Linked DNA regions of Homo sapiens: region 2 is linked to region 1. A link is a contact called in ENCODE Hi-C or POLR2A ChIA-PET data. All regions are on one chromosome and are shown on one strand. The core of a region is the stretch at or near the end of the contact, and the rest is flanking DNA. Distances in the headings are between cores, read along the strand shown.

What was found. A loop is a pair of places that touch in the nucleus more often than their neighbours do. ChIA-PET counts read pairs that join two places held with the same protein, here RNA polymerase II (POLR2A). Pooled maps may share reads with other maps.
Region 2: a pooled map shows a loop between it and region 1 (3-fold over the local background). The contact joins the promoter of ETS2-AS1 here to the enhancer-like site in region 1. A Hi-C loop is called at or near these places in 5 of 168 maps with a recorded cell type or tissue (CD14-positive monocyte, aorta, heart left ventricle and 2 more) and 8 of 50 pooled maps. POLR2A ChIA-PET finds 5 or more read pairs at or near these places in 3 of 52 experiments (MCF 10A, PC-9 and common myeloid progenitor, CD34-positive).

The regions. Positions count from the first base shown.
Region 1 is chr21:39,003,264-39,006,419 of GRCh38, reverse strand. LINC02940 (long intergenic non-protein coding RNA 2940) reads left to right here. Exons shown (of 7, transcript XR_007067867.1): 3 at 1-760. Among named protein-coding and RNA genes, the nearest start is that of LINC02940, 14 kb to the left of the region's middle. Within about 2 kb of position 1,524, at least 26 of the 41 ENCODE cell types and tissues checked have a DNase peak (open chromatin) inside an H3K27ac peak, as active enhancers do; they include CD14-positive monocyte, heart left ventricle and prostate gland, where a contact is called at or near this core.
Region 2 is chr21:38,936,985-38,940,542 of GRCh38, reverse strand. ETS2-AS1 (ETS2 antisense RNA 1) reads left to right here and starts at 2,114. Exons shown (of 4, transcript NR_120405.1): 1 at 2,114-2,733.

The DNA.
Region 1 (3,156 bases), core at 275-2,774:
TGATCCGATCTGACCAGGAAGGGTTGGGTGGCTCGTGGAGCTTGGGAAGCACTCTCACTGTGGCGGTCCCCATTGGTGGTCATGGGGTTGCCACAGTGAGCTACGTTTCTACCCTCATCTCTCTATATGTTACCGTGGAATCTCTGACTGAGGACCCATGGGCTCACCCAATGTGATAAAGTCCTGAAGCTCAGCCGGGACGTCCGACCCCAGCTGCAGGACTTTCCAATAGACAGATGCATAGAACTTGAGAAGAAATCGACTTAGAAACCTGAAGTTGGAAAACTGGTTGCCTGACATTCTGTGCAAGACTGAATCTCTGAGAAATGAAGGCTGTGTAACTTTGGGACCATGTCTTTTCCAGCCTACATAGACCCCCAGGAAACTTTGCAGTTGTTCCCCAAGTATGGATGGAGTCAAACTTGATGTCCTTTCATCCCCCCATCCCATCCACTAATCCATATCCTTTGGAAATTTTAGAGTGCCGGGCCTCATGTAAATACACCAAAAACAATTTAAGTCATTTATGTTCTACTAAGCCAAGAGTTCTTTAGCGGTGGAAGAAGATGGGGTCTTACACGAATGGAAGGGTCTTGGCTATTTGCGTCGGTATCAACAGAAGGACTAGACGCTTGCACTAAAAGAAAAAGCTGAGGGATGGGGGCAGGAAGCGGGAAGCTGGGACCCAAGCCCCACCTTCCTGAGTTGGAAGGTGACAGGTAGACTCCTGCTTGTTTGCCAGAGAGGCCTGGCAGAGGAGGTGAGTACACGACATTGCTAAGTGGATTGAGTAATGTCCCCCGCAAATTCATGTCTAACCAGAACCTCAGAATGTGGCTTTATTTAGAAGCAGGGTCTTTGCAGATGTTAAGTCAAGATGAGGTCATAGTGAATTAGAGTGGCCCCAAATCCAATGCCTGCTCTCCTTCTAGGAAGGGGAGAGAGACACAGGGAGAAGGCCGCGTGAAGCTAGAGGCAGAGATGAGGGCGGTGCAGCCACGGCCAAAGAATGCCGAGGATGGTGGCTGGGACAGGCAGGGAAGGTTCCTCCCTGAGCCTTCAGGGGAGCGTGGCCCTGCCACTGCCTTGTTGCCAGACTTCTGCCCTCCAGAACTATGAAAGGATAAATTTCTGTTGTTTCAAGAACAAAAGAATTAACACCTAGTTTGTGGTCATTTTTATAGCAGCCCTAGGAAATGCATACAGCTGGGGAGACCTTCTTCCAGGGACCTGCCTCTGAAAGCATAAAAGCAAGTGCCTTCCAGCATCTGGCAGGGTGATGGCCCAGCCTCGGCACTCCCCCACCCTCCTGCCAATCCCCCTGCCCCCCCGGGCCCCCCGCCTCCCCCCCCCCCCCGCCCGCTTCCTGCTCAAGGCTCTGTGGCTGCTGGCAAGGCCTCTGTAGGGAATAGGTTCAAGAGGAGGCCTGGCGTGGTGTCGGCCCATGGTCCATGCTGGACAGACAGCTTGGCTTACTGCGGTGGCCTTTTTCCTCTTTGTGAGCGTGTGCTGGAGAGAGAAAGGCAAGGGAGGAAGTAGAGGAGGCCGGGTCTGCAGAGCTGAGGAAACCGATGTAAACACTCTGAGAAACAGCCACTCAGCGGGTGTGAGAGTTGGCCTGAATGCCGTGGACAGGGCTCTACGGAGGGGGCTGGAGTGGGAGACCTTCGTCGTCACAGCTCTGCCCCTCACTATGTGACCCAAACAGGGTACACTTCCCAGCTGCCTCAGTCTCCTCATCTGAGGAATGGGCTGATTCACACAATATCACATCCGAGGGTGTGCTGAGGATGTCATACACATATCCCTGGCAAGGCTGCTGGGAGGACAGAGTGAGTGAGCAGGTGCAAGACTATTGTCTCTCTGGTCCGTGCTGTAAAACAGTAGCTGCTAGAGGATTGCAGTGATATTGTCGTTTCCTTAGTAACAGATGTTGCTGTTTGGGAAATTCCTACAGCCAACGGCCAAGCTCCTGGCATTTAATGCTGGTGTCTCCAAAGATTGGTTCTCATCTCTTGAGGGCTTGTTTTTAATGAGGGCACACTCGTGCCCCCAGAGCATGCAGGTTGATGTCACACGCAGCCCTGAATCACACTGTGGTACCGAATCACACTGTGGTACCACGTTTCCCTGACGTAAAGCTAGGAGAGGAACGATGTGACCATCCCAAATGTTCCAGTCACCCTGACCTTTAACCCTGGATTCTAAGAAGGCTCCAGATGTTTTTTGTGGTTAGAGCTCCCAGAAAATGACTCCTTCCTCTATGAGACATTATCTGATGACAAGAAGATTCTGAGCAATGTGGGGGAGTGAGAATATTTTCATAATATCTGCCATTAGAATGACTTAGAAATGGAAGACCCAGGTTCAGAAATTAGGATCCCATGCACACTGTACTCTTGTGAGGAGGTGCAGAAGTTATCTCTTCCCTTGGTAATCCTCTTTCTTAGAACTCGGATATTTATCAACCACCTAACTGGCTGCTTGAAGGATGGACACCTTTTTTTGTTTTGCAAAGAAAGGAAGTTGCAAAAGGTCACAAAGCAACTCCATATCCTTTGGAAATTTTAGAGTGCCAGGCTTCATGTAGATAAACCGAAAACAATTTAAGTCTTTTATGTTGTACTAAGTCAAGAGTTCTTTAGCAGTGGAAGAAGATGGGGTCTTACATGAATGGAAGGGTCTCGGCTATTTGCATTGGTATCAAGAGAAGGACTAGATGCTTGCTCTAAAAGAAAAAGCTGAGGGATGGGGACAGGAAGCGGGGAGCAAATCTGAGACTGAATAAATGTAAATAAAAGAGCTAAGATTGTTGAGCAGGTGCTAGGAGCTGGGTCAGATTTTATTCCCAAGAAATCTTAATTATTCTGCCTCCTCCTAGATAGGGAACGTGTTGCTTACCTTTGCATCCACACCTGGCTCGCACCAACCATGCAACCAATAATTGTTCATCTGATGAAGGTTGTCAAAGGCTTGGACAACCCTTCAGTAACTCTTTAAGGGAAACCACCCACCCATTTCATCTTATCGGCTTGGCTTTCAGTATTTATCATGTCAGTGACTCTTTATCCCAGACCCGAGGTTGATTTTGGTCACCTGGCGGGGTCATTAGAGCCGTGATGTCATCACACACCTGGCCCAGCTGGTTGGGACTGG
Region 2 (3,558 bases), core at 865-3,364, 66 kb after region 1:
TTATTTTTTATTTTTGTTTTTATTTTTGAGACAGAATCTAACTCTTATTGCCCAGGCTGGAGTGCAATGGCGTGATCTCGGCTCACTGCAACCTCCGCCTCCCGGGTTCAAGCGATTTTCCTGCCTCAGCCTCATGAGTAGCTGGGATTACAGGCATGCACCACTGTGCCCAGCTAATTTTGTATTTTTAGTAGAGACAGGGTTTCTCCATGTTGGCCAGGCTGGTCTCGAACTCCCAACCTCAGGTGATCTGTCCCCCAGCCTCCCAAAGTGCTGGGATTACAGGCATGAGCCACCGCACCCGGCCCTTAATTTTTAAAATATACTTTTTCCCACTAGAAATCCCAGGCCAGCTTCCCAAGTTCTCACTTCCACATGTCATATTGGCATCACTTTTGAGGACTTCAATGGAAAAAAAAATAGAGATAAATAAATGTTGAAATCCTCAATTTTCTTGGCAAACAAATTATCCATATCTACAGGTAGATATAGATACCTGTATATCTTCTATAAATATCTTCAGAATTTTATATCTATCTGATTGATTGATCGATATAGATACATATCCTTTTTATTGAGGGGCCAATGTCTAACACCTATGAATGGCAATAACACCAATAATAATGGACCATATTAATAATACTAGATTTTTTTTTTCTGGAGCCATTTATGCCCCCGGACCTCTTTGGCAGTCTGTGAAACCTGTGGGCCAATTTTCAGAATCAGATTTTTGAATGCACAAAATAAAACACACAGGTTATAAAGGAAACCACTTACATTAAGATTAAGATACCATTATAAAACAATGAATGAGGTAGCAACACATGTGCTATTAATATACCATAACCAGATCTATAACAAGCCTCGGAGGTGGTACTAATAACCTGGGAATTTTGAAGCAGTGATGGGCATAAGTGGTGGACAGGCATAACATGGAATGAGATGATCCAGTGATTTTTACTGGTGTCAAAGTCACAAGGATGCTAACACGCCACTGTGCTTGTTGCCTAGGTACCTATTGAAAGGAAATGATACATTTCAGTTAAAGGCTAGCGAAAATAAAAATGTAATTTTTACCCTTTAAGTTCCTGGATCCAGGTTTAGAGGCCCCTGCCTGCGTCATTCCTTCCCCCTTCCCTTCATTCCTTCTCCTTCCTGCCTGCTTCTAGGGTGAAAACCAGGAAGGCAGGTCTGTCACCCCAGCACCAGAGCCCCTTTATCTAAAAGATCCACAGTCGATTCTCCCTGGCCATGCCTAATAATGCATTGATTTTTGCAATGATCTGAATATCTGTGTCCCCATAAAATTCATATGCTGAAATCCACACCCCCAGGGTGATGATATTAGGAGGTGGAGCCTTTCGGAGATGACTAGGTGGTGAGGGGAGAACCCTCATGACCGGGATTAGTGATCCCATGAAAGAGACCCCAGAGAGACCCCTCACCCCTTCCCATGTGAAGTTAGGGTGAGCAGAGGCCATCGGAGAGGAAGCCTCCCTCACCAGAACTGACTCCGCCAGCGCCTTAATCTCAGACTTCCAGCCTCTAGAACTGCAGAAAATACATTTCTGTTGTTCATAAGTCACCTATGGTATTTTGTGATAGCAGCCTGAACAGACTAAGACATTTTCGTCTCAAAGACATTATAATTTACATGAAGTTAATGTGTCTCGGCAGACGAAGGAAGCTCACGCCTTGTGAAGGAGGTGGCTTGTGGCTATTACCTTAGAATCTCATCAAGTGCTACTTGGATATAAATTTCCTATAGCCCAAATTGTGAGAAGTGGCCAGTGTGGGTTCACAGACTGCCTCGGAGAGGGGCACATGTAGCCCCGAGGGTTTACAAACGCTTGTTCCCAGCAGCGATGATGAAGACCCCACACCAAATCCGAGTTAATTAAAGTGCTTTATTTAATCATCTGTGGTGTTGCTGAGGGAGATGAAGGTGATGCTGAATGCGGGAGCCCGGGTAAGGCAGGAAGTGGAGAGTCATGTTACCATGGCAACAGTGTCCCTGGCCTGCAGTGTGAATGAAGCTCTGGCTCTGAAGACCTCTGTGGTTTTAAAATGCCATCTATGTGAATATGACATCAATTTGTCACAACAAATCTAAATAGAACCTACTGGGGAGGGACAGAGACCCAGAGACCCAGAGGGAGACACTGACACAGAGAGAGTGATAGAGAGAGAGAGGCAAAGTCACAGAGACAGAAAGAGGAGGGGAGAGGGATGGAGAGAGACAAAGTCACAGAGATAGATGGAGGGGGAAGAAGGGAGGAGGCAGAGAGAGAGAGGAGAAAAACAGAGAGACGGTTGACAGATTAGGAGAGGTGCTTCTGGTGCTGCTGGTTGTGCTAGGAAAAGACATGTTTCTCTTTGGACAGATGTGCTGCCAGTGCTGGAAGTAGGCTGACTGTGTCTCTCTCCCTGCTCTGAGCCTGGCACCAGATTTGGCAAAACCAGACAGAGCAAAAGCTGCTTCCAGCCCACAGCACCCAAGGCTGGTCTCCTCTTTCATCGCAGGGCTGCTATGTACAGTTGCACAGGCTGTGCCCTGCACCAAGCACCCAGAAGAGGATACAAGAGCCTGCCTGTGCTCCTTGAAGTATCCCTGAGCCCTGATGAACACCTGTGTCTACGTGGAGAGAGGGGAGCCTCTGCTCACATGAGCAAAGGCAACAGGGGGGGACTGCAGAGGCCTGTTCCCTCCCACAGTCTCTATTTTGCAATAAGGTGGGTGGAAGGCTCTTCCAGATGTATTTACATGCAACAGTAACCTCTTACCCTTACCTCCTTACCTTTGATGAAGACAGTAAAGACCAGCTCCCTGACAAATAGACAGAAATGCATGGCGATTGGAAGAGAGTCTTGGGACCTGCGTAGACTTGAGGTGTGTCCTTGATGTTCCTGTCTTGGGGTTGGTGTGAGAAGCCTGTGGTTTCTTCATGGGAGAGGAATGTCAGCTCTGCCGTCATGAGCTGATTGTTCAGATAGGAGACTTTAGCCCACAGAGCCTCAGTGCACTCATCTGTACAGTGGGGTGGTTTGGAATCACCAATTCATAGCAAAGGTTGTTGTGAGGATTCAAAGAGATGCATCATGTTAAGTGAGTGAGTGTGTGTGTGTGTCTGTGTGTGTGTGCATGTGTGCAGAGCCCTGACATCCCAGGGCAGGCCACCTTGACCACACACAGCTATGCATATTTCGTGCCTGAGATTGCCATGGGTGCAGAGCCCTGGCCACACTCATGGGACTGGCTTCGGCCTGAGCCTTGGCACCATCAGAGTGGGTGCTACAAGGTGCTGTCCAGACATGAGAAAACTTGGATTTGCTAAAATTCCTGCCGCCTCAGGCTGACCTGACCCCTGCTCCCAGGAAGAGGTGTTTGCCCTTTCCTTCCTCCTGTGGCACCAGCCTGATGGGGGGAAGCACAGATCCGACGCTTTGACTGGCAGGACCTCTGATGCCACACGTGCCTTGGGAACTCGTGTCCAGGTGGGAGAGTCAGGCTGACATGGGCTCCTGCAGCAGGTCAGACAAGCCCAAGTTGAGGGCCTG